Linked DNA regions of Homo sapiens: region 1 is linked to region 2. A link is an interaction called in ENCODE POLR2A ChIA-PET data of the cell type or tissue named here. Cell type or tissue: MCF 10A. All regions are shown on one strand. Each heading gives the region's core, and the rest is flanking DNA. Links, peaks and the distances in the headings are about the cores only. Region 1 overlaps ZSWIM6 (zinc finger SWIM-type containing 6). Region 2 holds the start of LOC105378993 (a long non-coding RNA gene).

Region 1 (13,047 bases), core at 1,210-6,209, 240 kb before region 2:
CTACAGATGAATCAAACGTTGGAAATGGCTGACCATGTCTTTAAAATAATCACTTTACGTTCACAGACCCAATATCCCTCACTTGTAGGAAAATCCTAAAAGTGAATGATTTGAAGAGAAGGTACTAGGTCTCAGAGAGAAATCAGGTTTATATGTTGGGGCAGGGGCAAAGAAGTTGTGTGGCAGTTCTTAAATTAGTATTATTTTTGTTTTGCTTCACTAAAGCATGACTTTAATGATGTAAAGATAATCTTTATATTGAGACCAGCTTCCCTTTTTCCAAAATAAAAAAACCATTATACGTTAGTGAAAGAAAAATAATAATTTTATAGTATATGCTGTGTCATATCTAAACACTGGGATGGCAGTGTTTTCTCAGCATGAAGTATGTATCCCTTTCTGATGCAAATATGAAAAAAGAACGTTTAACCACTATTTATTTTAAATAGCAACCATTTGTTTCTGTTGGCATTCTTGCTGGGAATGTACAGTTTTCTTCTGAACTGATCTACTGCTGCAGTGGAGAAATAGTTAGCTGAAGGGCCTCACAAAATGGCAGCTTATGGGCAGCCAGGAAATCTTCTTATGGCCAGCTACAATTGCTCACACATCTGGAGGATCACCTAAACCACACCCAGTGGTCATCACTTCTCTGCTGGATACCATGATGTATGCCTTCAGATGATAAAGAAGAAAAACAGTGCAACTAGGTAACTTTATATATATGAACTGAATAAAAACAGTTTACTCACTGACTTATACCATTTTAAATAAGAAGCTGGAGCTTCACAAATGTGACCATTTCAAGTTGAATAATACAAGTATGTATAACTGAAGGTTAGGGGTAAGGGGTCAGGGAGAAGGAAGCCCTTGTGGACTGCTAGAAGGAGCCTTGGAGAAGTCAACATAAAAGAGTGAATATGTTCACATGTCTGTAACTGACAAGTTAAATCCTACCATGAGGCACCTAGGAAAGCTTCTGTTCCAGAGTTTACCTACCGACTTCAGTAGCACACGTTACCAGCCACCTCACCATCTCCCGCCGTCGCCAATTTAAGGTTGACAGTGTCATTCGCATAACCTATAAAAACAGGGTAACAAAATGTTTTAGAAAATTATCCTGAGTCAATGAAAAAAAAGGGGGGGGATAAACTATAAGGCATATAAGGCATACCTACTGTCTACCACCAGGAAGATGAAAGCATAATTTAGAGCAAAGCTCTACATATGAATTTGGATTTGTCCATGGCTACCCCAGGTGGCCTTGCCACAGCCACATTCTCCTCCTGGCAAGAGGCCCATATTCTCCTCCTGGTGGGCCCACTGACTAGATGTGGTATCTGAACCAGTTACTCTATCTTTTCTCATCTGCAAAATCAGAGGGCTGGACTGGAGCATTAAACACAGCCCATGCCCTTTTTCCCTCCCCAGATTTAACATTCCATAGTTCAATTTCTGAGGCTCCTGTGAATTCATTCTAACCAGGAACTCTCAGTGGGGAAAGAGGTATTTTAAAATAATCATTTTAGTTATTCCTTCAATCTCTGATTGCTCTTTTCTGGTGACCATGAAGGTAACTCCAGGTTTATGGGGGAAAAAATCATCCTTGATATCATTAGTGATCTGATTTTGTTTTTCACTTTCTAACAAGAAGTCCCTAAATAAACATATCTCCCTCTTCATAATTCCCCCATTCTTTAAAGATTCAAAATATCCAGGGACGGTCAGGTGCGGTGGCTCATGCCTGTAATCCTGGCAATTTGGGAGGCTGAGGCGGAATGGATCACGAGGTCAGGAGTTTGAGACCAGCCTGGCCAATATGGTGAAACCCCGTCTCTATTAAAAACATAAAAATTAGCCAGGTGTGGTGGCGTGCGCCTGTAGTCCCAGCTACTCAGGGGGCTGAAGTAGAAGAATTGCTTGAACCCAGGAGGCAGAGGTTGCAGTGAGCTGAGATTGTACCCCTGCACTCCAGCCTGGGTGACAGAGTGAGACTCCATCTGAAAAAACAAAACAACAACAACAACAAAAAAAAAAAAAAAAAAAAACCCACAAAATATCCAGGGACATCATATCCCCAGAGGCCCTGTGGGATTCCTTTTTAGGTTCTAGAAATACTCACAAAGGGCCTGTGAGATTCCTTCTTAGGTTCTAGAAAGAATGAGTCAAGGAATAAGCTCTCGTGCATATCCTATTTACCATGAATTCCAAATAACAAGAGAGCTCATGTTAATGGTTCTTTCTGCATCACATCTTTAAGATGAGGCAAATGGTGACAAAAATTAGCCAAATAACAAGAATTAAAAAAAAACAAAAAACTTCTGAACCATCACTATATAGCTTAAAAGCAATCTTCTATACCCTTTGCTTGTACAGTATTCTATGTTACCATGGTAGGTACATTTTCCTGTGATCCTATTATTTAAACATTATTAGTCACTGTAAGGGAGAATCCACAACTAAAACACCAGATTAATTATCCAATCAGGGGATTATACTCCCCATTCTTTAGGTAACTGGGGTATAACAATTTTGTTCACTGCTTTTTAATGGGAAGAAAGCAAATGTTAATAGAGATTCCATGAGAAAAATGAAACAAACTTTTTAGTTCTTGGTTTATCCAGTGATCTGTTCAGAAACTATAAGGAAGCAAACATCTATCTGCATGACGAACTCAAAATGTCCTTGGTATTCTGTTCTGCTGAAATCTAAAACTGGACTCTGGCCCGATCACTCCTCCTTTACCTATTTTTCTCAGAGTTATTAAAAGGAGCTAGAACTGCCCATCTATTATGAAAATGCAAACATCAATAAAAATTTATACTTCCTCTAAAAATTTAACCCTAACAACTGAATCTTCATTATACATGCTAGCTTTATTTAAGTCTCTTATTAGCAATAATTCTTCTCCCTTCATTCAAAGGAGAAACAGTGTCGTTAAGGCTGCAATTCAGAAAATGATTTTTTTTAATTGAAAGACACAAATTAGGCTGCTAAATGTACAGTCCATGCACCTTACATAGCAGTCTGGTTCAGCTGGGAATGACCACGTCTCTGAAATACAGTTCTCTCCTGAAGTCTAACAGATTTGTACTCCAAAGAGTCATTTACCTGCACTCAAAAATCCAATCAAACAAAAACAACCCTAAGAGGTGCCTTTATTTAGCAGTCTTTGATGTCCCAGGAAAGACTACCAGTCATGTACCTGCAGGCCCAGCTCCAGAGACACTTTCAAAAGAGTGATGTCTGGCAAACTGTCCATGAGAGTTGCTATTTTAAATGCATCTTGGGCAAGCTTGAAGATGTGTGATGAGGAGTGAATGTTTTTCTGGATGGATTCTAATACTGTTTCCAGCCTCCGAACATCGCCTGCAATGAACAAGGGAAAACCAAACCAAACCAAATCAAAGCAAAGCAAGACAAACAAATAAACAAAAATCATACAACCATACACACACACAGAGGGGGAAAAAAGAAACAAAACAAAACATAAAGCACAAGTTAATTTACCTAACATGTTCACAGATGGCACAGGTGTTACAACTAGGGCTCCCATAATTACTGCAATGTCTGTGAATCTCGGCTTCACAAAAAAAGATACACTGAGACACACCCTCAATGACTCAAAGCACATATGAACCAGGACCAACATGAGACAGCAACAGCTCTCCTAGTTCCTACTTATGTATTTTTGGTGAATATTTCAGGAAGAAAAAAATGTAACCCAACTTGTAAATCTGCTTCTGAATTTCAACCATTTATATTTTCTTAGCATGGTAACTAACCTGAACTCTGCTGGCAGCAAGTTAATGATGCAGGTAAATGAGGAAAATGCCACCTGTTTTGCCTTAAAAGCTAACATCTAAAGAAAAAGATCCCTTCAACCTATCTGACATTAACACCACTGCTGAGAATTTGATAGAAAACAAGACTTAAAAAAAATAAACAGGCAAACGAATGAAACAATTATGAGGCCTCAGGACAGTACAGTACCTTTGGCTGCAGTTAGCATGGTGGATGCCAGCTCACACTGCTGGGACTCAATGTGGCTTAGAGTGAACCAGCGAGGGTAGCGGTTGGGAACAACTGATGCAATGTGGTGTGGGCGGGTGAGGTCTCCTGATGGAGCAGTAGATTCCAATACTAGTAACCTATAATGAGAAGACAAGGAAGGTGGCCCCTAGTTATTTCTTGACCATGTCCTTGGCCAGAAAGACTGGCCAACAGAAGCCAGAGGAGTGGGTAGATGTTCAGGCCTCTACTCAAGTTCAGCAAGGGCTGGTACAGCTATACTCTGCTGTGTGGGTGCAAAATACCTAGATTTTTTGGACTACTAATTGTTTGCTAATAATAACTGTTCATCACCCAAACCTTGTTAGTTGTTCATCACCCAAACCTAAGAGATTTTCTTTCTTTAGCACCATTCAGAAAATTACAATATTCAAATAAATTAAGATACGCAAACACCGAAGAACTTTTAAACACAGGTCTTGATGTTTACCTACAAATTTTGAATTCTATGACTCAAAAAATAAATCAACAGAAACTGATAGTGAAATGGATATTTAAGACTGAGATCACAGTCAGGAAGCAGTGAGTACTTAAGATGAATAAGCTTAACCTATTTAAACATAAAACAAGAAGGGAAGTAAGACAAAAATTACCTCTTTTCCATCCATTCATACTTTCTGAACAATTAGTTTCTTATGACTCCAGGAATTTGACATTAGACTATGTTCTACCAACCATATTACAGAAGATAAATGTGACCTAAGTGTCTGTCCCTTGACAGTTTTGCATAAATTCAGAGTGATTTCTGATTTTTTATTAAGAATATACTGTCATGGCGAAACCCTGTTTCTACAAAATATAAATCAGTTGGGTGTGGTGGCATGTGCCTGTAATCCCAGCTACTTGGAAGGCTGAGATGGGAGGATCAGCTGAGCCTGGGAGCCATGATTACACCACACCGCACTCCAGCCAGGGCAACAGAGCAAAACCCTGTCTCAAAACAAATAAAAAAAGAATATGCTGATGAAAAAATTTCTAAAAGCAAAGCAAATATTTAGTAATCTCTTCTAAAAGTACCAAAAAGCTTAGTAGAGTACCTAAAGCTGAAATAATTTATTTACAACCATCAAAATGCCGGCCTTCAGTCAAGTACACCAGTGTTAAGAACTATGAAATAAGATAAGAGCTGGAGACCAAGAAGAGTCAGCTGGGTCTGGGAGTGATGCTGGCCTCAAGGCCCCACCCAAGAGCAATTATTGCCTGGTAAGCCAAATGGCTCATTCTCTTCTCCTTTTATTTAGGAACAAAAAGATGTCAGCAGTAGAGAAGGTGGCAAGGTAGGCAGTTAAGTAGTAAGAATAATGGCAGGGTTGCTATTTAGCTTTTTTTTTTTTAACTCAGAATATCCTCGTATTCACAGGCAGGTCTTGCCAGACTTACTGTAGAAGAAACTAATCAACATCCCTGGGAAGATGAGAAAATGAGTGCTGAAGATGACCTTCCTTAGCCTTCCTCTTCCAGAAGGACTAAGAAGCATGCGAGCTACATCTCTCTTTTCCTTCCTGTTCCCTGGGCTGCCTTGCAATACCTGGTGGGGCACATACCTGCCTTCCATGGCAGACCTTTGGCAGGATAGTAGTGGCAGATAGAAGAGAGAAAGTGGAAAAAAAATTCCCCTGTACCCTGCTAGTATTCCCCATTAAGAAACTGCCTTGGCAGCAACCAAGGACAAATATAAATGAGTTTGTGAGTGTTAGAAAAGCAAGCCTTTCTGCCTGGCACATACCATTACATAAGCCAGAACCACACAGAAACTTTATGCTATTTTACCCTTAAACTTTGCCAGTGGTAGTAGCAACAGCATCTGGTGGCACCATAACATTAACATCTTCCCTTTAAAACAAGATTAGAATTCCTAAGATTTGAGTAAGTATAGAGTTGAGCATATGTCTTCATAAGACAGCTTCCATTTCAGCTTCCAAAAATAAAAATAGGAACCCACTTATTTTAAAATCGTGCTCTAAAACATAAACCAAGTGGTATAATGTAATTTGGTGGGGGACTTTTGCTGATGTTTGTTATTGACTTATTTTCTGGTATTTTAAAAATAGAAAAAAGAATACTTAAGAAGATTCTCCAGCAGGTTAGTAAGATTCCATATTGCCAAGGAAAGCATGTCAAATTACAGGATGTCAGCCTTAAAACACACTGACACATAGGTATACACACAGACACATACACACATCCTTATCACTGCATAAAAAAGAGGTGTCCTTATACACATAAGCTACACTCAATACTTTCAGAACAGGGTAACTTTGGGGACACTGGTAATTTATAGGCAAGGATTTGTTTTAGAATCTACTTCTCTGATTACAGACATAGAATCTTTGATGAAAAGCTTCTTGAGATCAAACTGTTAATCAGCACACACAAGCTTTTAGGTCTACAACATGGCTTGTCCTTAGGTGATCTGTACTTTCCATTAGAAGCACAGGAGTGTTTTATTAATTTTTTTAAAGGAAAAAGAAAATGCTGATGTTTTAAGAAAGATGGATGTACCTTTTAGGTCCTTAAAATTTAAAGGTTATTTGTAAGATTAAAATATAATCTTGAACTCATTAAAATATTCACCTTGAACAAATCTGTGATAAAAATAATTATTATGTGAAATAACTTTTAAAAGAAGGTAGAAATAAAAAGGTGGGTGGTAGAGAACAACATATTCTAACTGTTATTGCTGAAAAGGAGAGACCGATGAGGAGATGGAAGCAGTCAGAAGAGAGGCAGGCAGAGCCTGAAGGACCCCGAATAGCGACTCCTTCACTGCTAAATGCACGTCCCACCTTCTCTCAGCCTCCAGTGAATACAGATGTGCCTTGGCAATACAGGGAGTTGCTTTCCTGCACTACTGATGGAATGCGGAATTACAGCAGGTGTGAAGGTCTCCCTCAATTATATTCAAGCCAGTATATTTACTATTTACTACTGCTTCAAAAATCAATTTTTTCAAAACAATTAATCATTTATGAAGGTTTCAACTGTTGCTGTTTTATGATTAAACTTGGCTTGAATTGTGCTTCACGAAAAAGTAGGAAAAAGCCACGGTGTGCTTGAGTCTGATAGCAGCAAGGATAACCCTTCCCTTACTTTAAACAGAAGCAAAACAAGCCAACAAGCAAATCACCTCCACAACAATACAGGAAGCATAAATACATAGTTTCTTTAGCTTTTCTGCTGCCTATAAGAAACATGAAGGAGTAAGTCAGTTAACAGCCATGCTTCCCAGTGGGAATGTGGCCTGCCTCTGCCCAGCTGGGCTGTGAATACATACCGCATTGCTCTCAGTGCAATTTTGTATGCCAATTCAGCATCGTGAGGTAGGAGAGAGGTGAAGAGATACTTGGCAAATGTGTGCATTGGAACGCTCTCCCGATGGATTATTTCACCTAAACCACTATATGGTCCGGCTGTGGGAAGAGAGCATACACATTTTACGTTCCTAAAAAATGAACTAACACTTCTTGTAAAGCATATTGTTAAAATGTCACATAAAGTTATAACATATACAAATAAGAATTTCAAGTAAATGATATAGAAAGGAATATAATCCTTAATCAAAAAAGATTCTTCAGGGTATAGCATCCGTTACAGATTTCACCTCATAAACAAACCCCTAACTGTCCCACAGCTAGATGAAAAACCCAGAACTCAGGGGCAGACAGCATTCACAATACAAGTGCCTCAGAGAAAGGAACCCTCTATAGCGTAAAACCTTGCTGCATTTGAGCAACATCCTCTCTCAATGTGTGGCATCAGAGCATCTTGATTTGTAAATGCACAGATGACACCACAGCTTAACTATGGAAACTACCCCTGGACCTAAGAAGGGTTAGGGACACAAATATGCCAGGTTTCCAGAAAATGGTGCTCTGTATCAGGGGTGAGAGGTGTGGGAGGATTCTGAACCACAGCTCTCTAACTATACACATTGTTGCCTCTAATGAGTGGCAACAGATATTAATTCCTAGAAAGTGATTATTAATAAAAAGAATAGTTACCCATTTCATACGCATCATAGGCAAAAGAAAAAAATTAAAGTAACTGGAAGTTTACTATTCTTTGGGCTCCTGAAAGCCAATTTTAAAAGCAAAATTACACTTAAGCTGTCAAAATTCATTTCTTAGTAAATTCTGACAGGCGTGGTGGCAGAGCTGACTTCCCCTGTGTGCTCCCTGAATGCTGCTTTGAGAACGGCAACATAGACTTTTAAAATAAATTCTGAAAGGAAACCACAGTGGTTAGTTCAACCACTTTGCACTAAGGTACTCTGAGGTTTAGTTACTGTAAAGTTTTTAATAAATTAGTTTCCATGTTACCTTCGGGTAACATCTGTTTCATGATTTCTAGAATTATGAACCATGACACCACTGCTCAGAGGACATGCTATATTTGTTTTCCATGAGAAAAACCAGTGTGGTGAAGAGTTTAGAATGCAAGAAATGCAGTTCAGAAGAAATGGTAAGAGCAGTTACTGAACTGGTGGTTGGTTATGAGCACAATATATTCTAGGTCATTTTAATGGAGGTTATTTTAATTCAGTTGAGTTTTTTGATAGTATTTTTGAATTATTCATTATTTAAGTACTTTAAAATCATACAAATTTTTTCACCTAAACTAACATCTAAATCTCTAATTTTACCAAATCCATTAATCTTTAATTTTAAATGTTTTAGTGATTTGATATTCTTCAAAAGTTCATATAGCATTATGACTGCACCTTTTGTTCATATACCAAGGCTACATTATTTAAGTTATTAACTGTTACAGGCTAAATATGTATTTCTTCCCAAAATTCACATTTGGAAGCCCCCAGCCCCAATGTAATTGTATCCAAAGTTGGGGCCTGCATTAAAGTAAAATGAGGTCATAAGGGTGGGGCCCTGATCCAACAGGATTAGTGTCCTTGTAAGAAGAGACACTAGAGAGCTTGATCTCTCTGTCATGTGAAGACACAGAGAAAAGGTAGCTGTCTTCAAGACAGGAAGAGTGCCCTCATCAGAAGCCAATGATGAGGCTGGCACCATGATTCTAAACTTCCCAGCCTCCAGAACTGTGAGAAATACATTTCTGTTGTTTAAGCCACACAATCTGTGGTATTTTGTTATGGCAGCCCAATCTAACACACTAACTATTTTACTTAAGGACTAATTATAGCAAATCTATAGATTAGCCACAGTCTTCATTTCTCCTTCATTTTCTTTCACTGTTTCCCCTTAAACCACCAAATTACCTTTTTTGTACTATTCAGGAGATCCAGGATACATAATCAATTATTTGCTATGATACCACTCAACAAGTAAAACATTCAGTCAGGTATCCAATAATTATTTGTGGATTAATAATTAGTGTAATTCCTGGACTCTAGTGTACTACTGAATAATGACAACTTGATATTTGGCACCAAGTTTCCCCAGAGGTGCTTGTTCAATATGCTAATTTATCTATCCAATATTGTGGCCAGGAGGGATTAATACTAGCAACAATACTGGGTTACTCCTTCCTCTTTCCAGATATCTGGGCCTGCTAACTAATTTGCCTCTGACATTTGCAAAGAGTATAACTGCACGAAGAACTTGGTGCCCTGGTGTAGTCAATTCAGTCATGGAGTTCTCAATCTTCTAGCATTTACAGTAATGGCCCTGTGGCCTCCCCGCCTTGGACTGCCTCCTGTCCTGCACCTATTCACTCTTTGTGGGCCTTGCAGGGCCAGGAAAGGAGAAGAGGCAGAGATGAGTCAACAATGCTCCTTCTCAGGCACAGTACTCATAAAAATGTTTGACGGGAGGGATGGACGAATCAAGACTAGGGCAAAGTTCAAAAATATTCATGAAAAATGGACATGGAGACATATTTAGGAAGGTAAATACAGATACCACACACTATCAACTTTGAAAATCACAGATCTTCTTTCTAAACTTCAGTATAAGAGAAATCAAAAGTCAGTATAGTCAGTGACAGAAAGCATTTAAAAAATGCTTGTGACTAATGACATTGCTTATAGCATAAGGAATTATATGGGAGAAAACTGAAAGAAAACAGTAACTGAAGAATCAGGATCACTCTTGAAATTTGTCAAGTGTCAAGATGGGCTTTTTATCTTTACAGGGAAAAAAACAGGTTCAGGAGAGTGCTTCAAAAAATTACCACTGGGAATTTTTACCAAAATTAAGCATGCTATTAAGAAGGTTTACCTGAAGAGCATTTTCCCTTTAAAATGCATTTCTAAAACATATAAAAGTAAAGTATGTTTGAAGAAAATGTTTTCTTTTAAGTAGATCTTTTGCTTTGGACAAATAAAAGGGGTGCTGAAAATCTAAATCCCTTCCCTATATGTAGTAGTTCTGAACATAAGATGAATATAACATACTTTATGAGGCTATCAATCACAGAGAATCCCATAATAACACACTAATAACACACATATACTTGAGAGACAGAAGCAATAGTTACACACCACCTAAATTTGCACGAAAGATCACACTACCACATGAATTACATTTACCTTTTCAGAGGGGAAAAAATCTGAAAAATAGTGTCAGCCAAAATTTGTTAGGCCCTTTAAAACTTAACTTTATGAGAAGAAGGAAATTAGACCGTGCCTCAGATTCTATGAAACCTTTTCCTTGATGAATCTGTGCCTAATGAATCCTCTGAAATAACTAGTTGGTGCAGCAGAAATTCACTCGCACAGCCCTCAGTCGTTTGTTAGCGTGTGCGTATGACACATTCAAAACCCAGGTGTCATGTAACCGCCAATAATTTGGAGGAAGGCCAGCCAATTACTGTTTTATTATTTAATTGATCAAGGAAATAGGAACATGCCTGCCAATAATAATGCACTAAATATCAAAATTGCATTTATCTCAGGAACAACACAGTCTGAATGAAATAGGTTCTTTTCAAGGTTTGAGGCATTAAATGCAGCTGTTTTGTAATAGGCTATCATATATAACCACCTAAATCAAATGATACAAATCTAAACATCCATGCTTTTTTATTCAGTGACACTATTTTTTAGACAGCGAACATGTCTTTGATACCCCATGACTATAGCAATCAGGATAACTACCATATTAAATGCATTCAGATAGCACTTTTAACATAAGAAAGATTAGCACCTAAGTCAAATTGGCTAAATAAGTGGAAAACTTCTGTATCAGGCTACCTTCTAATAGGAAGACTGCTTGCTTGCGAAAAATTTTCACCAGTGTGTCATCCAATTCAATTTCCTGAAGCTTAGAAATGAGCTGCTCCTCATTCCGGCAAACTTTCTCTTGTGTGTACAGCCCATCAGGCATGATACGCTGCTGTCCTAGCCCTATCAGGGCTACTTCCACAGCCAGCGTTAAATAGGATTCCCCTTCTTCTAAGAATTTGTGTGCAGGTAGATGCTGGTATTCCAGAGACTTGCACTGTCCCATATTCTCTGCAAAATGCCACAAAAGAAATCAGAGCTCAGAAACTACTTTTGCAGATGATATGATAAGTACAAATATTTATACTTCCCCGTACAAGCAAATGAATTATGGATTAATGCTGAGAAAGCCAGAAAACATGTTTTTTAGGCTAAAGTGCAGTCTTCCAGTATCTTTTTAAAAATGACCATGAATGATTAAATGTTTACGTTTTGGGGGATATAACATTACAAATACTTTTCTCCCTTGAAAATAAATCACCAAAGAAAACTATAAATCTAAGAAAATATGAACTAAGAATACTTAAGAGAAAAACAAAATTTAATTACACAATAGTAAAATTACACGATGACTTGCACTCACCACTTTTTAAATCCTGGCATTCAAAACGTTTCCATAATAAAAACAGTAGGGAACATAACATATATAACCCAATTTCAAGTCCTTTTTATTATCCAAGAGTCATCAGTTATCACAAGAGGAATGATTCTTTGAACATTCTCTTGTCTCCATTAAAGTGCTTCTATTATAAATTATAACAAACTTCAACCATCAAACTCCCAAGGAAAGTGAATTCAGACTCATGCCTTTCACCCTCCTGACAGTGTCTGGGTTACCCACAGTCCATGAAGGCAACTATCACAGGGCAAATTATGAAGGGGCAAGACTTGAGCTCATCCAGCCATGGAAGCAACAAAGGGACATCGTTACTCCCTGCCTTACCTCCACCCACTGCCCTTGGGCAGTCTTTTTAGTCAAGATTCTTAAGTTTCAATGGGCCAAAGTGAAATCTCAAAACACAGCTTTCAAGGAATGTATGATATAAAACAGTTTTAAATGACATTTAATACTCCCCCTTAAAGTAGACTAAAATATTTAAGTGACAAGTCACTTTCAATGCAAAGACAAATTTGAAAAGCACCTAAACTAGATTTTCTAGTTCTAAATGCTAAGATGTACATCTTTATTTTATAACTTTATGCTAAGAAGTAGTCATAAATGTGGATAAATTCGTAGATACAGAATCACTGGTTAGAAGAGAATAAATATTTTTAAGATTCTCGAAACAGGCTGCCAACTATCAACTCTAAGACTTTTCCCAGTTTTGTAGCAGCCTGCGTGAAAGCATGACAGTGCCCATTTTCTTGCTCTCTTGCTAACCAAAGGTGCTGTTAACTACATGGTTCCATAAAACATAATGTAAAGAAAAACAATGACTACTGCCATTCAGGGTTTAGAAAAAGAAAAGCACATGAGACAAATGTCAATGGTTTTACCTGTAAAATCTGAGAACCCAGAGAGGTTCTCATCATCAATGCGGCAGGCTTCCATAAGGCTACTGAAGAGAGTGCCCACAGGGTCCAGGGGATGTCCAACCCAGCCCTCCAGATTGGTTATCGAGGTTATGTTTTTATGGGGTAGCTCTGTGTAAGGAAAGGGAATTGAGAAATGGGGGAGTAGAAGGGAGATGAAGGGAAAGAAGTGGGGAAAACAGAGGCTTTACCATTTAATAGCAGCATCCTGATAAACCAGTTCTGAATTCTGTTCGAAATTCTCT
Region 2 (17,572 bases), core at 6,192-11,191:
CACTGCAGCCTTGAACTCCTAGACTCAAGCCATCCTCTCACCTCAGCTTCCCAAGTAGGTGGGAACACAGGTGCGCACCACCATGCCCTGCTAACTTTTTCTATTTTGTAGAGATAGTTTCTCACTATGTTGGCCAGGCTGGTCTCGAACTCCTGGCCTCAACTGATCTTCCCATTTTGGCCTCCCAAAGTGCTAGGATTACAGGCATGGCCTCATGATCAATATTAGAATTTTTTTTCACCCCATAAAGAAACCCCATACCATTGCACCCACTTTCCATTTCCCTCCAAATCTCCCCAGCCCTAGGCAACCACTAATCTACCTTTTGTCTCTACGGATTTGCCTATTGGCCATTTCATATAAATGGAATCATGCAATGGGTAGCCTTTTGTGTCTGGCTTCTTTCCCTTAGCACAATGTTTTCAAAGTTCATCCATGTTATAGCATTCATTTTAGTCGTGTATTTTATTTAACCCAATCAACCCAAAGTATTATCATTTTAACATATAGTAAAAAAAGGATTAATAATATATTTTACTTTTTAAAAATATGTCTTTGAATTTTGGTGTGTGTTTTTACAAATACAGCACATTTTAAGTGCCCAGTAGCTACATGTGGCTAGTGGCTACTGTAAACAGCACAGCCCTAGTCAAAGTCTTTTGTGTTACCTTTTAAAAACAAGAACAACAACTCTCTCCACTTACCACCTCTATCCTGGGGACTCCCTCACCCCCATCAGCACCTACACCATCATTCACAGGTGGCTTGAGGATTTTAAGGCGGTCACTATGTTGCGGTGCTCAATTCTTCTTTCTCTTCCCTCCTAGAAGGTTCCCGGCTCCTGCTTCTGCCTTGTCCATTGCAACTGAGATCAAAGCCCTCAAGCAGATAACTGGAGCTCACCCTGCCTGCTTGCAACCTGCTTGCCCTGTTTCCCTGTGCCTCATGGTTAGACGATGCATCTTGTTAAAGTGAAACGTTCTGTTTCCCTTCATGAGAACACTCTAGAAAAACCTAACAAGAGAAGCTTTCCTCTTACTTTAAGAAAACAAGCTTGTCATTTCTTAATTTTCTCCCTGGTCCATTTTCAACACCCATTGTTTTGCTCAGAGTGGCTCTAAGCACTCAGATAAAGCTCACTGCTAGGGGTAGATTTGTGAAATTGCTACAAGCTTCCTCACAGCTTTCTCCTGCTCTTGTCAGCCATCTCCCCAAGAAAATGGATGTTTAATCAGTGCAAGGGTACATTTTATTAGTCTGGCTCATCAGCCATCACCTTCATTCAGGCTCAAGGGAGACCACAGAAAGAAACCTACAGTGCTGGCAGTGGCTGCCCAGGATGCAGGAATTTCAACACGAAGCAGCCCCTTTATGAACTAAGCACAGTATTTATCTCAGTATAGCTCTGTCTGTATGGTAATAAGTAAGTTATTTCTAAACCTTTGTGACTCAAGACTGGCACATGAAAATGTTTGTGAAATTACCTTTTTGAGGGAAAAGCTTAAAAAATTATTTAGTTCACAAAATGGAAGATTGAGGGCAAGTTTAATAGAAATGTGAGAACAGCAATATCAGCATCTTTCCTGTTTCTCTTTAGAGTCGGAAGGGAGAGAATGTGCTAAAATCGCTGCAGAAGGAATTTGGTGTTGACTTTCGGAAGAATTTCCTGCTAATAATATTGAAGTGCTGGAGAACCTCACAGAAGGAGCTTCAGGGTTTCGTTCTATCAGCATCTCCTGAGCACCTTCTGGAGATTTCCTGGTTTGTGTCTAATTCTGTCCTACAACTAAATCGGGAAGATTTCACCCAAATGCTTTTCCAGAGTCTGATTTTCCTAAACTGAAGTGTTGCTATCTCTTTTTTCAAACTTAACTCTTCTTTTTATTCTCAGCCACCTATGAATTTTCCCTGGGCCCACAAGTCCTAGAGCCTGCCATACACACACACACACACACACACACACACACACACACACACACACACACAAGCTTTAAAAATTAAGCATTATTCAAAAAGTAGAAAATCTACACAAGTCAAGAGTTCTTTAGCCTCTTGGTCAAAAAGCCATTCATAAAGCAATGGCATTCTGGGAAAAGTGGCAGCAATGGTAGTCACCTCAAAGGTTTGGAGACTTCCTGTGAGCTTATTTATATCAACTACCTCTTTTTATTCAACTAAAACCTTGTTTTCTACAGAAAATGGCAATACCATTACCATTCTAGGATTCCCTGTGTTAGGCCTCACCCTGTAATGGCTTGGCTGTCTATGCAGAACAGTTAAAACACTCAGAGCCCCAGGGAATGTCATAAAATTTTACCATATCCAGTGACACCCTATTCAATGAGTTGTAGAGAACCAAGTTTTCTTCTGAACACCCTGGCTATGAATCATTGAATTGCAGACTTCCATTTGGAGTTGTTTTCCTGTTGTAATTAATTTTTCCTTGTGTTATGCACATTCATGAGCACCTAACCTTTTTTAGGGATGCATGTCTAATTCCACATAATTCTGAAATTCTTCAGTTGTTTACACGGCAATCTTGTGTGATCCAGGCTACTCTATTATTGCTATCATTTTAAGACTGAGACATCTTAATAGTCCCATTTTTTTTCTTTTCCTCTTGCTTATTTCCAAATGGAAGGAATTCTTATGAGGTAATAGGGCAGTGGGGAGGAGACGGTTTGCTTTAACTTCTGCTAGTTATTCCATGTTATGCCCGAGTGGGTTATTTGCATCTGGTCTCTATTTGTTAACATCAATGGGCTGTGTTTGCATAACTAGATCAAATTATGAAAGGATTTCCATTTTGAATGGTTAACTCTCACCAAATACAAACACACACACACACACACACATGCACACACACACACACACACACACACCACACACGATCAAGCTCCAAGCTGGAGACACCAGCCTTGGGAAACCTTTGCTAGAGAAAAAAGGATTCCCCTACAGTTCATCACAAAGCTGTTCTGGTTTCAATTTCCCCTCTCCTTTTGAAATAAGATCCATTACCCTCAGCCCTCTACCTAGAGTAAAGTAGCTGGGACTTGGAGGAAGTGGCATGGCAGACCACCCAACAACAGGGGCGTCTGATGTGGAAAGGAAAAGTTAAACCAAAAATCTAAAGATGATGTCAAAGAGATGAATCATGCTCCCATTTCTCTCCAGTGAAGATCCGCACGCTGGAGTGTTCAGTTACTCACCCAGCTAGAAGGGGCTGGACTAAGTCACTTTCCAGTCCATACCTCAGCCTTCAGGCAGTGTGCAACAAACCCTTTCAAGAGACTCTTTCGCTTTCAAGTTCTTGAGAAATGTTTCTATTCTCTAAACTCCTCAGGCTGTCTTCTGTCAACATACCTATCTCTTCCTTTTACTCATACACATTTTCTTATCACTATCTGATGTGTTTTGTCCCTTCCACTAAGCTGTGAAGTTCCTGAAGCCAAAGAATGGGTCTTGTTCCACCAGAGGGTGGCCAGCACCTCCATGCTAATACCAGGGACAGGGGAGTTATCCCACATCGCTGAGCTTGCATTACTTGTTTTGTTATCACTCTGGATCAAGATTCTCTCCCTTAGATTGTGAAATTTGAGAGAGCAGGACCTCAGTTAGTGAAAAATGCAAGTGACTCCCTGCCAGAGTCAGCTTCACTAGTGGATCCAGGAAGCAGCCACATCTAGGGTGTGTGATTTGAGGGGTTTTGGAAACACCTTCCACCCTCAACTTCTAAAATTCCACCAACTGTCACTTTTTTCACTTACTGTTTTGAGCCTTTTTCAAATACGAAGTCATACATGTAGTGTGACTTTAAAACCTTTTAATGATCTTCATATAATTTATATAACTTATCATGTTACTGCTTAGAGTAGATAAAGGAAAGATACTGAGTGTGGGAAAAGGAGGAGATATGACCAGAAAGGTGGGAGGGAAGTTTGGATGTCAGTCGGCCCTAATCACACCAAAATCTTTTCAATAATGTGTGATGGTGTTGTTATGAAGCATTTCTCTCTATCCAAAAGCACAGCAGATTCTTTGTGTATTGACTAGAATATGAATAAGATTGGGTGCATTTAAAGAGTGCTCACTGTATGCCAGCGAGTGCTCTAAATGCCTATGAGCAACCCAGTAGACCCTGCAACTCCCTGTTATCCTTCCAATTTTACAGATGAGAAAACAGAGGGATGGGGGATCCAAAAGTCACCAAGGCAAGAAGGTGGCAGACCAAGAAGAAGAGTAAGAATTACTGACACTTTTATTTTTATTCCTTTTTTTTTTTTTTTTTTTTTTTGAGACAAGGTATCACTCTGTTTCCCCAGCTGGAGGGCAGTACTGCCATCATAGCTCACTGCAGCCTTGAACTTCTGGACTCAAGGGATCCTTCCTACTCTGTCTCTTGAGTAGCTGGGATTACAGGAAAGAGCCACCATGCCTGTTTGATATTTTTAAAAAGAAATTTTTGTAGACGCAGGTCTCGCTATGTTGCCCAAGCTGATCTCAGACTCCTGGACTCAAACAATCCTCCCACCTTGGCCTCCCAAATTTCAGGGGTTGGGAGCCTCACTCATTATTATCTTTGAAATAATTAAGCTCACCTTCCCTCATCCCTTTCCCACATTCACCCTCATGATTTTCATCCTTCTCCCCTCTTGCCACTTACCTTAGATAATCCTAATGAATCCTAAATGTGGGAAATAAAGTTTCACCTAAGGAGGCAAAAACGATGTTCTTGGCATACATAAGGTCCTCCTACAAAGAAGAGTTTTCAAGAAATGGCAACCAATATGCTGTCATTGACAACACTTTTTAAAATGTAAATTGTGATTCAATACTTTAAAAGTACCCAGGGATTCCTCTAAATTGCAATACGCCCATTGGGGTGATTCCCCGCCCCCCCCCCCACACACACTATTGACTAAACAGAGATTATAACCATGGCAACCTTTACATCACTTGACACATGAATATGGAGCACAGCCTTCCTGGTGGGGAGGTGTGCTGCTCTGTGTATGTACCCTGTATGCTGTTATAAGACGTGTGTAAACAGACACTCACGTGACTCAGCCAACAACTTCTTTTCCTTAAAGAGGATGGGTTGAGAAAGTTCATCCTGTGGCTCTGACTAGAGAAGATAGAGTCCTTATTAACCTTTAGATTAGAAAAATTAAATATATTTGTTTCCTAGAATCTAGGTGATTGCCCAATAAATAGGAGGAGAACAAGTTAAAGTTAAAAAAAGAAAAGCAGATAAATAGCAGAGCAAGAGGCAGGATGCATCATGCCTCGGTCACTACATGTTTGCAGGGTTTTGTTAAAGACAATGGTATGACGTTGAAACTTGGATTGCCTTGAGTACACCCTCACAGCGCTGCTCGTGGGGCAAGCATGCCTGGGAGATGACCTGGGGCACCACGCCCTGCCTATCTCAGACAAGGAACTCCAGGCAGCAGTGGCGAAGCTAAGCAGCTCCATCCTTAAGGGGCGGAGGCCGGCTCATATTTGCCTATTAGGGCCGTGGGACGCCGAGGTTCTGCTGGGTCCCTCCTGGAAATAGATCCTTCCCAGCCAGCACCCGAAGTCAGCAGCAGAGGGCAAAGCACCTGGGCTTTATTTAGCTCCAAGCTCCACGATCCTCCTGGTGAGTTTGAGCCTAAGGGGTTTTTACATGTAGTGTGACTTAAAACCTTTTAGCAATCTTCATATAATTTATATAAAAGAAATAGCTCTTTAGCCAGTGTGGTGGCTCATGCCTGTAATTCCACCTACTGGAGAGGCTGAGGCAGGAGGATTGCTTGAGCCCAGGAGTTGGAGACCAACTTGGGCAACATAGTGAGACCCTTGTCTCTAAAAAAAAATGTTTTTTAAGTAGCCGAGTGTGATGGTGTGTGCTTAGTGTCCCAGCCACTTGGGAGGCTGAAGCGGAAGGATCCTTTGAGCCCAGGAGTTCAAAGCTTCAGGGAGCTATGATCGAACCAACTGCACTCCTGCCTGGGTGACAGAGTGAGATCCTGTCTCTGAAAAGAAAGAAAGAAAAGAAAAGAAATAGCTCTTTGAAGCAAACCTCTTAAACCTTTAAAAATTGTCTTTGTAACTTGGGGGCTTGTTTGAGTCCAGGAGTTTGAGATCAGCTTGGGCAGCATAGCAAGACCTGTGTCTACAAAAATTTCTTTTTTAAAAAATCAAACGGATAAGGTGGCTCTTTCCTGTAATCCCAGCTACTCGGGAGACAGAGTAGGAAGGATCCCTTGAGCCCAGGAGTGCCAGGATGCAGTGAGCTATGATGGCACCACTGCCCTCCAGCCTGGGCAACAGAGTGATACCTCATCTCAAAAATTATCTTTGTAACTTGGGTTGACTAATCTCTATTATGAACTATGCAGGGAATTCACCAAATTTATCCTTTCCTTTAATTTTTATCACGAGGCTATGTTTTATGTTCTTGTACAAAGATAGTGTAGATTCAACTTACTGACATTTTTGGAGGCTTGGAACTACCAATAAAGCACTGATAATTATTGTGCTTTACTCTTGAGCTTGTAAAATGCAAGTAGTATGTTTTTAACTTTGAATGAAAACTTTCACTTTCGTGAGGACCTTGGCTTGCAGCTATATCGAGTGCTACAAAAAAATGCTGATAGCTCCTTAGGCTGGACATCCTCTACTTTTTCTCAGCCACGAGTTTTAGACATGCAGTAAGGATTCTTCCTTAAAAAAAAAAGAAAAGATTCTATCTACAGTTAACAAAAGTTAGAGGGGTTCTTTTTAATTCTGGAAGGAAAAGGAACTTTTTTTTGGAGAATATCTCAACCCACGCATAGTAATAAGCACATTATATAATACTTTCAGATACTAACCTTCATTTTCTCTTTCTTAAAGAACTGGTGGTAACCCTTCACTGATGGAGAGAGGGAAATGTAATTGTTCACACTTACTCTGGAGAACTTTTGAACATTTCATGAGGTCTTATTATTAGCTCTGCAATGACATGTCAGCTTCTGTCTTCAGGATGTTTAATTAGAGATTCATTTCTTTTTGAAAGTGCTGTGTTTAGGCACTGAGTCCTATTCAACTTTTTCCCAGGGAAGGCTTTACATCCCTCTGAAATAGCTATTACTGAGTGATGCTGCAGCTCTTGGTGTCTCTAACCTGGGCACTCTGTTTGCAGCCATATGCCCTTACTACTGAAGACCACAGTTCTCTCTCAGCACTGTGGCAAAGGCAGAGGCATTTAAAAAGCCCTACCTAATGGGAATATTTTCTTCCTGCTTGGAGTTTGAGTGTAAATGGTTCCTTCACGGGATGAATTATGAATGAGATCATTAACTAGCCCTTGTCTGTTACCCAAGGTATTGCTGTTTGAAAACTTCATGTTCAATATCACCCTGAGTGCACGAAACCCAGGCCTTGAGGAAATGCTGACATATTAAAGGCAGTATAGATGAAGTGGGTGGGCCATCAGGTCATTTAGCCTCAAGCTCAAGGAGGCCCTAGACTGTGGCTGCCATTCTGCAGCAAATTTGTTTAGGAAAACAGAGTGCATCTCATCCTAACATAGATCCTAAATTAAATCCATCAAACTGTCAACTCTCACTATACCGGCAGGAGAAAGGCCAGATACAGTAGTAAGGGGCATCGGAATCTGTAAGCTTCTTTCTTTGTCCTTTCTGAGGCTCTTAGACAGTCCACATACCTGTTGATGCAGTAATACTTTGCCAATTCTTACAACTGTCACTAGTTAGATTTTGTTATACCTGCTGTCATCAGTCAACAAACCTCTCTTGTTGGTAAGGTATGTCAAAGGCCATGACAATACCAGAGATGAATATGAAGTGTTCCAACAGCAAAAAGAAGTATCTGTCACCCACATTGCTGACCTGTTGGTAAGAAAAGGCATATGAAGATGTAGCGCTGGCTGGAAAGAGGGGCGCCACCAGATGATAGACAGCTGATCCCTAGCAGAGGTCTGCGTTACCTGCAGGGGTGAGCTGAGCCCTGGCTCTTGGGAGAACTGCTCTCTGCACTTGCAATCAGAGGCAGGGCACACAGAAGGGGCCCTGGGAGGCTGGGAGTATGCTCAGGCAAACGTGAAACTCAAGCCTGAAAGCTAAGCCCCAAATCCAAATATGCTGTTACGCAAAGCGTTCGCAGATTGGCTGGCGTTTGATTCTCGTATGAGGTTACTTGTTGGCTTGTGCTGAGTAATTCTCTGGCATGCCTGTGGCTTGTCAGTGGCATTCCTTCCTGAGTCACCACTGGACCCACAGCCTGGCTCAGGGAGCAAGGTCCAGCACTGTCCAAGAGCCTTTCTTTTCAGATGAATCCTAAAGCCCACTGTCCAGATTTGCAGATGTCACCACGCTTGCTTTTCCATCTTCAGAGATGAGCTGGTAGGCATTTGCAGTGAGGAAGGACTTGAGGAAACATTTTGGGGGTTGCACCTAACTGTTGAAGTGATGAATATTTGTCTGTCATCAGCTGGATGAGAAGAGTTAAAATCCCTGCCAGAACTTTGGAGGCCTAGGGAGATGGCATCTCTCACAGGAGCAGCATTAGGCCAATTACAATGCTCAGCATTTCCCCCAACACCCTAGGTTCAGAGTTCTTTGCAATCAGTTTGTTTCCTTTAGCTGAGTTTCTTAAACACACATCACCCCTTGTGGAGCTCTCTGGGCCTCCACCCAAAAGCTAAAGGATACAAAGAGGCAGAAGAAAAGACTGAGCAGCAGACTCTACCCAAGAGGGAAACCAAGCCAAACATTTCAGCGTTTCATTATTCTCCAAAAGCCTGTCAATACTACAAAGGGGAAACTGGGAACAGCCAAAATGTGCAGCATAAAAGGTTGGCCACATAGATGATGGGAAAACAAGCCATCATTAAAATCGTGCTGTAGACTGTAGAAGAAACTTTAATGATGTGGAAAAATATAAACAATATATTGTTAAGTGAAGAAAGTTTTAAAATAGCATGGACAATATGATTATATTTTATGAATATATATGTATAGTTCCAGGTGATACACACATATAGAAAAAAAGACTGAAAGGATATCAATTAAAATGTTAATGGCAATATTTCTAAGTTGGGATGGACTGTAAGTGATGTTTCTCTTTTTTCTTCCAAATTTTCTATAATGAACATGTTTTAACTTTATTTTTTACATCTTTATTATTATCTTGATTATCAAATGAAACTTGCTCACAGTATGAGATTCAAACAATATAGAAATGTGTAAGATCTAAAGTAAAATTTCCTTCAATCCTGCCTAAGAGATAGTTTCTACCAAATCTATATTTCCAAAAATATTATGGAATGTTTATATATTAGAATTACACATAGTACTTCAACTTATCTTTTTTTTTCACTTAAAGTACCTGGGATATATTCCCAGGTATGTGTGAGTGGTTTCTTTCTTTTCTTTTTTAAGTCTATCAGCTAGATCTCTGGGAGGCCAGCAGGGAATGGGAGATTCTCCGGCCTTCCTGCTGCAGGTAGGCAAGGGAATGAATGGGCACTGGAGTCACAGATGCCAGAGCTGAAAGGAATATTAAATGGGGCTTAATTTAGCCCCCTTATTAAATGATGAAAAAATGAGGGTCCAGAGACCAGAATCCACATCTTCTAATTCCTCATCTAATATAGTTTTTACTATGCCACACTGCATACAGTATAAAACAGATATTAATAAGTGCTTTTCAAAGAGCTTCCACCTTGCCAACCTTTTGTTTCAGCCTTATCCTCCTTAGCTGTTTTTGTGCTGCTGATAAAGACATACCCGAAACTGGTCAATTTACAAAAGAAAGAGGTTTAATGGACTTACAGTTCCATGTGACTGGGAAAGCCTCACAATCATGGTGGAAGACAAGGAGAGGCAAGTCACATCTTAGATGGATGGCAGCAGGCAAAGAAAGAGTTTGTGCAGGAAAGCTCCCCTTATAGAACCATCAGCTCTCATGCAACTTATGTACTATCATGAGAACAGCACAGGAAAGACCTACCCCCATGATTCAATTACCTCCCACCAAGTCCCTCCCACAACATGTGGGAATTCAAGATGAGATTTGGGTGGGGACACAGCCAAACCATATCACCTCCCTTGAGCAAACTGGGGGAAGGGATCTTTCCCGTTTTAAAGATAATACTAGCCAACACTGGCTGGGCACCATGTGCCGGGTTCTAAGCCAAGCTATTTGCCTACATTCTCTCACATGTTCTCACATGAACTTTCTGAGTTGGTACTATTGTCATGCCCATTTTATAGATGAAAAAAATTAAGACTCAGAGACTTTGAGTAACTAGCCAAAGGCCCCACAGCTGAGACATGATGGAGCTAAGGCTTCAACCTATGTCTAGTCGTAGAATCCTTACTTTTAAACATTACACTCTATTTTTTGCAGGCTTAGCACATAAACTTTTCCCATACAACAAAATTTAATTACTCTTTCGCTTTTTCTTTTGTTGTTATCCAGTCCTTCTCAAATGAAGTGAAACAGGAATGACATTAGAAAATGCAATCTGGTGTCAAGCAGGGTTCAGGGGCCTCACTTGGTGTTCAGGACTCTGTGCCAAACACTGGGGTAAAAACAAAACAAAACAAAACAAAACACCCAGTTCCAACCACAGCTATTCTCACAGTTGGCAAAGGAGTCACCTGGCACTTTTCCTCTGGAGATTCAGCGTGTCCCATACAAGGTGGTAAACTGCTTGCTCCCCTGGTATTTTTATTTCTTATGTAATTGTGCACTCCTTTCAACTCGGCCAACACGTTAGCACTTGTAGGTAAAGCTGATCTTTTTTCAGTCAGACACACAATACACACTGAGTCATGTGTAAAAGGCTCGTACAATGTTTTTGTTGTGAACAGAGCCCCAAGGGCCTCGTCTTACAATCCTCACATGTGTGTGACCCTCATGAAGAGAGGGCTGCCTGGTGCTGCAGTGTGTGGTCTTCTGCACGCAACAGCAGGATATCTGGGTGCATGGTGAGCTCTCACCTCACCCACCCAACGCTGGCCTTCCATAAGCTGGTGGTATGGGACTCACCCAGACATTTGTACTGTAGCCTCTATCATTTGTTCACCTTCTCCTTCTTTCCCCTTCCAGTGCCTTCTCCCCTAGCCCCAAGCTTCTGTTAAATCTCTCTGCCTTACCCATTTTCTGATTTGTTTTCTCTCCTTGTGTCCTGGAAAGCTGCACTATCTCCACTATTGCTCCACAAAGCACAGCGCCGTTCCCCTTTCCCTTTCTCCTGTCTTCCGCAGAGCCTCTTCTCTGTTCCCGGCCCTGTCCCACATGCATCATTTCCTCTCCTTTCTCTGCTCTCCAGGCTCTCTGTCACTACTGTATCCGTTTTCAGCAAACAGGCTGCAGGTGCCATTCTGAATGTGGAGACTCTGTGTGTTGAAATGATTCAACACATTGACTCAGTGGCCTGCTGCTTGGGTAAACTTCCCAGCACTGCTATTTACTAACGAGATAACCTTGAGAAAGTTACTTAGCCAGTCTAAATCTCATGTTCCCCTCAAGTCAAATGGGGATAATGAAAAACTCTACTTCTTAGAATTGTTGTGAGCCTTATATTATGCTCCATAACCCTGGGGTTGGGGTTTCGGTTCCAGGGTTCCAGACTTGTATATGCCTTACTAGTTGGATGGTCTTGACCAAGATACTGACCTTCTCTCTGAGCAAGTGTCCTCACTTCTAAAGTGAGAGTGATAATAATAGGACCTACTATATTAGTGTACTGGGAAGATTACATCAGTGAATAAACATAAAAGCACCTGGAATAATAAATGGCATACAGGAGCTTTCCCCAAAAGTTGGCCATCATGATATTTGTTCGTGATAAAAGATGCCTAGAATGCAGCTTGCCTGGAGGCACTCACAAGGTGGTAGTTACCCTTTGCTGCTCTCGCTGTCCACTCTGGCTGCTCACCTCCAGGAAGTCTGGCCTAGGAACATACAAGTCAAGAATTGAAACAGGAAGGAAATAACGTGGCAGGTTTTCTATTATAGCTCACTGTGCTTTCATCCTAATGTTGCAGGTAGAACAATAATGTCTTCCTCAATTATTCCACAAAACAACTTTTGGAAATCACATTTAATTTCTCTCCTTAAAGGAAATAACATATATAGCATGCTTCGAGCAGGGCTTGGGGCTCCATAAATTGTCTTGTTCATTTATTTATGTAAGACCACTCTAGCCACATATAGAAAACATAGAAGAGAAAGAAAAGGAAAAATAAATCCTTTCCTTAAGTCCACACTTGTTGTCATTTTGTACTCTCATGTTTTAATGTACTATGATAACTCATATTTTAAAGAATTCCACTGAGAATCATTTCAGGGAGTGAAGATTCTTTCTTAGATAGTTAGGCCCTTCAAGACTGCCAGAAAAGGATGTGCCTGGATTCTCTTTGGTAAAGTGAGGAAGCCCAGGGTATCCTCTCCTCTAGCATTGTCCAGGTCAGAACAGCCTCAAAATCCCTTGGAAGATCTCCTGAGCTGGAGCATCCCCAGCATTTGTATTTTCCAAAACAGAAGGTGCGAGGATTCATTTGTCATCAATCAACTCAAAGGATAGACTATAGCACCAGATCCCCTCAGAAATGCTCTAGTTCTTTTTTTTTTTTTTTTTTTCAGAGGAGAACCATGGCTGCAGAGTGTTAATAATACACACATGACAGTTAAGGCTTATAGATCCCTTTTTTGTAAAAAAATAACAGTCCCCAGCTGGGCACAGTGGCTCATGCCTGTAATCCCAGCACTTCGGGAGACCAAGGCGTGTGGATCACCTGAGGTCAGGAGTTCAAAACCAGCCTGGCCAACATGGTGAAACCCCGTCTCTGCCAAGATTGTGCCACTGCACTCCAGCCTGGGTGACAGAGTAAGACTCTGAAAAAAAAAAATCCATTAATGGTGGTGCATGCCTATAATCCCAGCTACTATTTGGGAGGCTGAGGCAGGAGAATAGCTTGAACCTGAGAGGCGGAGGTTGCAGTGAGCCAAGACTGTGCCACTGCACTCAGAGAGCACGCCACTGCACTCCAGCCTGGGCAACAGAGCAAGACTCTGTCTCAAAAATGAAAAAAAAAAACAACCAAAACAAAACAAAAACAGTTCCCTTGGTCTACCTTCTGTAGGAATTGAGCTTTCATGCAGTGGGTTCATTTTAAGTTTGGAATACTGAGCTATCAGGATGTGTCTTCTGGCTAGTGGAGACTTCATATTATGTGCATTAACTGCCCTCTTCCTATCAACACCCAAATATCTTCATAAAAAGTCACTGGAAGATTTTATGTCAGAGGAAGAAAATATAGATATGACTAAGAAAATTTTTCAATTAAAAAAATGTAAACTCCTTGGAGCATAATGTCCTAAAGGGCAGGAGAAGTCTAAAACAGCAATAAAATTGTCAGCTTTTAATAACCAGCCATGTTTCCATGGTACTTTATCATTTGCAGTGCATTTTAAACAGCTATTACATACTCATTTGTTTGTTTACTTATTCCTTCAACACCAGGACCATACTGTGACTTTTGTGGGTCCTAGGACCTTTGCCTTCTTGGGCCCCTTCCTCCATTAGAAAAATTAAAATAGCTTAATAGATTTTGTGGGTCCTAAAAATTTCATTTTTTTCTAATGCGAGGAAAAATTGAAACATTTTCTTCTGTCCTGACAGTTCATTTTTTTCTTTTGATTTTAAAATAAATTAAAACATTTTCTTTAGCTAGGGGTGGTGATGCACACCTGTAGTCCCAGCTACTCAGGAGGCTGAGGTAGGAGGATTGCCTTAGCTGAGGAGGTCAAGGCTGCTGTGAGCTGAGACTGGACTACTGTGCTCCAACGTGGACAACAGATAGAGACCCTGTCTCACACACACACACAAAAACCACCCACACACACACATGAAAACAAAACAAAGGAAAACATTTTCTTGGGCCCCTAAAAAGCACTGTGAGCCCAGGCACTATGCTTACTGTATTTCTTGGAGGGGCCAAGTATGGGCTATGGGTTAGAGACACAAAGATGAGTATATGCAGCCCTGACCCTAAAGAGCTCAGCAGTCTCAGGGAAGCAGACCTGCAAGCAAGCCATTTGGTGGCTGGCAATCAGGGCTATGACTAAAGTCTGTTACTGGTTCTACAAGAGCATGGAGGGGTCAGCTCCTAACTCTACAGACAGTGGGAGGACAGCTTTGTGAAAGGAGCATTGCTCAAGTGGCTGTTTAAGCCAGCATTTTTCAGCAATTTTGTGTTTGAGGCCCACTTTCAAATTTTATAATTTCTTGATAAATTAACAAATTAAGAACACTGGGCCAAAGAAGCAAGTTTCAGAGAATTGAAGAAACTTGCTGTTAATTTTGGTATATGGAGATATATGTGGTTTTTGTCTTCTGATCAATATGTAAGATGTATTTTTGCTACAACTGGATACATATGGTCACCTCAATGTTAGCCAATAGTGTCAAGCTAAGTACCTTTTGGCTCAGGACAGAGGGTACTGGCTGAGAGGGAGATGTGGGACTGGCTGAGAGGGAGATGTGGGAAGTTCAGGGCATCGAGCTGGTTCCAAAGGAAGACCACGTGTTCAATGGGGCATGAAAAGCTTTTCCTCTTGATTACATGAAAGACTGCAGCTAGGAACCAACATAATTCTTCTCAGTGCTGAAGAACAACCAAACCCACAAGGGGATGATAATGTTTAGCCTCCTTTGTGGGAAAAATATATTCTAGACATTGATCAAAATCTGGCAACACACTTAGTTGTCAGGTGTTCAAGATACACCAGCCTGCCAAGCTACAGTGGTTGATATCTGCTACTCTCAGAATAATAACTGCAAACACTTAGAATGTCCCAAGGACCATTCTAAGAGATATATATGTGTTTATAATCCTCATCACAATCCTACTATGTGAGCATTATTTTGATGCCCATTTTAAAAATGAGGAAACTGAGACCTGGAGACTTTTGATGATCTGCCTTAATAAGCAGCAGAGCTAGGATTTGAACACAAGCATTCTGGATCTAAGATCTGTGCTCTCAATCACTACACTTCACTACTTGTGGATGCTTCTTACACACCCTCTGCTGTCTTGCGCCTGCCTCTGAGCAGCCTCACACAGGAGCAACCTGACAACGCCTCACCGCAGGCTTCTCACTGGGCACTGAAGAGTGGAACAGGAGCCCACTCATCGCCCTGCCATGAGCAATCCACAAGTGCTTCGAGAAGTTAATGTCCTAGAACAAATGGATGGATCCCAAGACTGATTTCGCTTGGCATCTCAGACAGCCCCATAAGGTCCAGCAACCCATCACAAGTTGCCCTGGCAGCGTTGCCAGATAAAATCCAGGATGCCCAGTTAACTTTAGACACCAGACAAAGAACAAGTGATTTTTAAGTATTAGTATGCCCCAAATACTGTCTGGTCCATAGGAAGAGTGAAAAATTCTTTGTCATGTATCCAAAATTCAAAGTTAACTGGGTGTTTGGTAGTTGTATTTGCTAAACAGGAAAACCCTAAGCAGTAGCCAACTTGCCAGTATGGCATGGCACAGGCTTTCCTTCCTTCCCTGCTTGGCTCCCTGTTTCTCATCCAGCTCCTGGGGGTCACATCCACAATAAAGAACAGGTAGGCCTTTGCCTTGGCCCCAGCTTTCTGGGAACCCAGGCTACGACCCAACTGGGCAAGGGTTTTTCCAGGCAGACAAGGTAGCTGTAATGCTCCCAGCTTTCCTGTGAGGTGGGGACTGCTGCTGTCAGCATGGCACCCACATTACAAATAAGAAGGCCAAGGTTCAGGGATATCCATCCGTTTGCCAGGACTCACACTCTGCTGCTCCAGCTCCACCAGTCTCTTACTATGAAAGAGTTTTCCAGACTATTCTTGAGAAACATTTCAGCATTATTAGAAAAGGCATTAATTGGCTTAGGCAATCATTGATTCATTTAACAATTACCTCCATTTGTTGAAAGAAACCCTCTCAGCCACGCTGTCAAAGGGATCCTGTGACATATGCACTGGAGAAATAGTCTCAGCGCAGCTGTAATGTCAAGATGTTCGATGTCTCCTGTTTTACGCTTGTTGGAATGGTCAATGTTAAAACATGAAGTTTTCAACTTCAGATCTTCACGATGAAACCAGCAGTTTGTTATTATTTCTGCATATGACTAAATATAATGTTCATTTCAAAAGTAATGACTGATTGCAAAGAGATACATGCAGAAAGCCTGAAATTACAGTTGCCTTTCACCTGAATCAGAAACTCAGTTCCCTTTTCATTGCATTTCCCTGTAGGTTGGCCTCTGAAAGAGCTGAAATACTATAAACTACCATTTGGGACAGTTGGAGAAAAACAGCAAATATTAGAAAACCTGTGCCAAAGCACTTGCACCCAGTGGGTATACACAAGAATGTAACCTCCTCCAAACTTTCAAAAACAAAGCCAAACCTTGGCTGCAAATAAGCCTCAAATGAGAAAGAAACACTCATTTGCTTCTGAAAAATGGGAAAGGCTGTACTTTATCTACAAGGTGTTCTTTTCCTTATAAACCATGAGAAACAGACCTCTTTTTTGTTCTCTTTGTCTGCTGGAACTTCATTTTGAAGGAAGGAAGTTACAAGGAATGAACCACCTTGTAAGGGCAAGAAAATCTTTCTCCACAGTGTGGCTGGATTTGCTCCTGGAAGCAGCCACTTTGGTAGGTCTCTCCAATGAGGCTTTTTCTCACAGCAGTCCAGGGAAGCAGATGGATTAGATGGCTGGCTCTGGTTACCTATGGCTGCCTGCCCAGTCCCCTGGGCATTCCAAGGCCCCACCTTCCACCTGGCCCATGACCTCTGACCCAGGCCCTGTAGCCAGCAAGGGTGTGGGGAAAGAGCGGGGTGGGTATAGGTATCAGGCTGCCTGGGCCCAGGCTACAAATGAAAGAGTCAGTTGTTTCCATGCCTCATGCTCTATTGTGCCGTCCCGGGAGCTGCAGAACTGGTATTTCTCCAAATCCTGGTGGCTCACATGGCTGTGTAGACAAGCTGTACTTACAGTGGTACACGTGTATGTGTGTTGCATGGAAATCAGCAGTCCTGCTTCCAGTCCCAGCTCTGCCTCTGCCTCATTCTGGGACTTCAGAGAGCCCCTTTGCCACTTCAAGGAGCCTCAGTTTTCTCATCTACGAAATGGCACTGTTGGATCCTTGTAAGTGCTTGGGAAAGGGTGGGGAGTGGGGTGCAGAGTAGGGGCTGCTGACCAGGCAGTTTCCTGCCATCCTCTATAATCCTGCTCACCACCACCCCGAGGGCAACAAAAACAACTCCACCTTCATCTGTCTTGTATTTTGTATTTTCACATAAAACCTTCTCAGAAGAAAAACTTTTGTTGGCTTCTAAAAACCACTGGACTAGGCGATCTGTAAGTGACCTATGAAATTGATTATTCTGTAATTCCATGATTCCAAAACAAAAACACAGACTTAGACTTTTTAAAGGATCGTGTGCTGTTTGGGAGGATGAGAAAATTATGACATATGTAGTGATGTGTTTCTGATACTGAAGATTCTCTTATGCGGCACCCC

The links. ChIA-PET counts read pairs that join two places held together with the same protein. Peaks named below come from ENCODE experiments on the same cell type or tissue, not always from the same donor. Only the 100,000 strongest peaks of a DNase experiment are listed, where the experiment ranks them.
Region 1: POLR2A ChIA-PET joins it to region 2 with 6 read pairs; 2 of 35 experiments call an interaction of 5 or more read pairs at or near these places.

Annotation. Positions count from the first base shown.
Region 1 is chr5:61,529,918-61,542,964 of GRCh38, reverse strand. ZSWIM6 (zinc finger SWIM-type containing 6) reads right to left here. Exons shown (of 14, transcript NM_020928.2): 8 at 12,767-12,913; 9 at 11,240-11,500; 10 at 7,346-7,481; 11 at 3,994-4,151; 12 at 3,206-3,369; 13 at 1,000-1,081. Among named protein-coding and RNA genes, the nearest start is that of LINC03122, 100 kb to the left of the region's middle. In MCF 10A, for the core only: no CTCF peak of the experiment used is centred there; no DNase peak of the experiment used is centred there.
Region 2 is chr5:61,292,583-61,310,154 of GRCh38, reverse strand. LOC105378993 (a long non-coding RNA gene) reads left to right here and starts at 664. Exons shown (of 3, transcript XR_948365.2): 1 at 664-948; 2 at 1,598-1,761; 3 at 4,172-4,239. In MCF 10A, for the core only: no CTCF peak of the experiment used is centred there; DNase peaks (open chromatin) are centred at 8,174 and 10,704.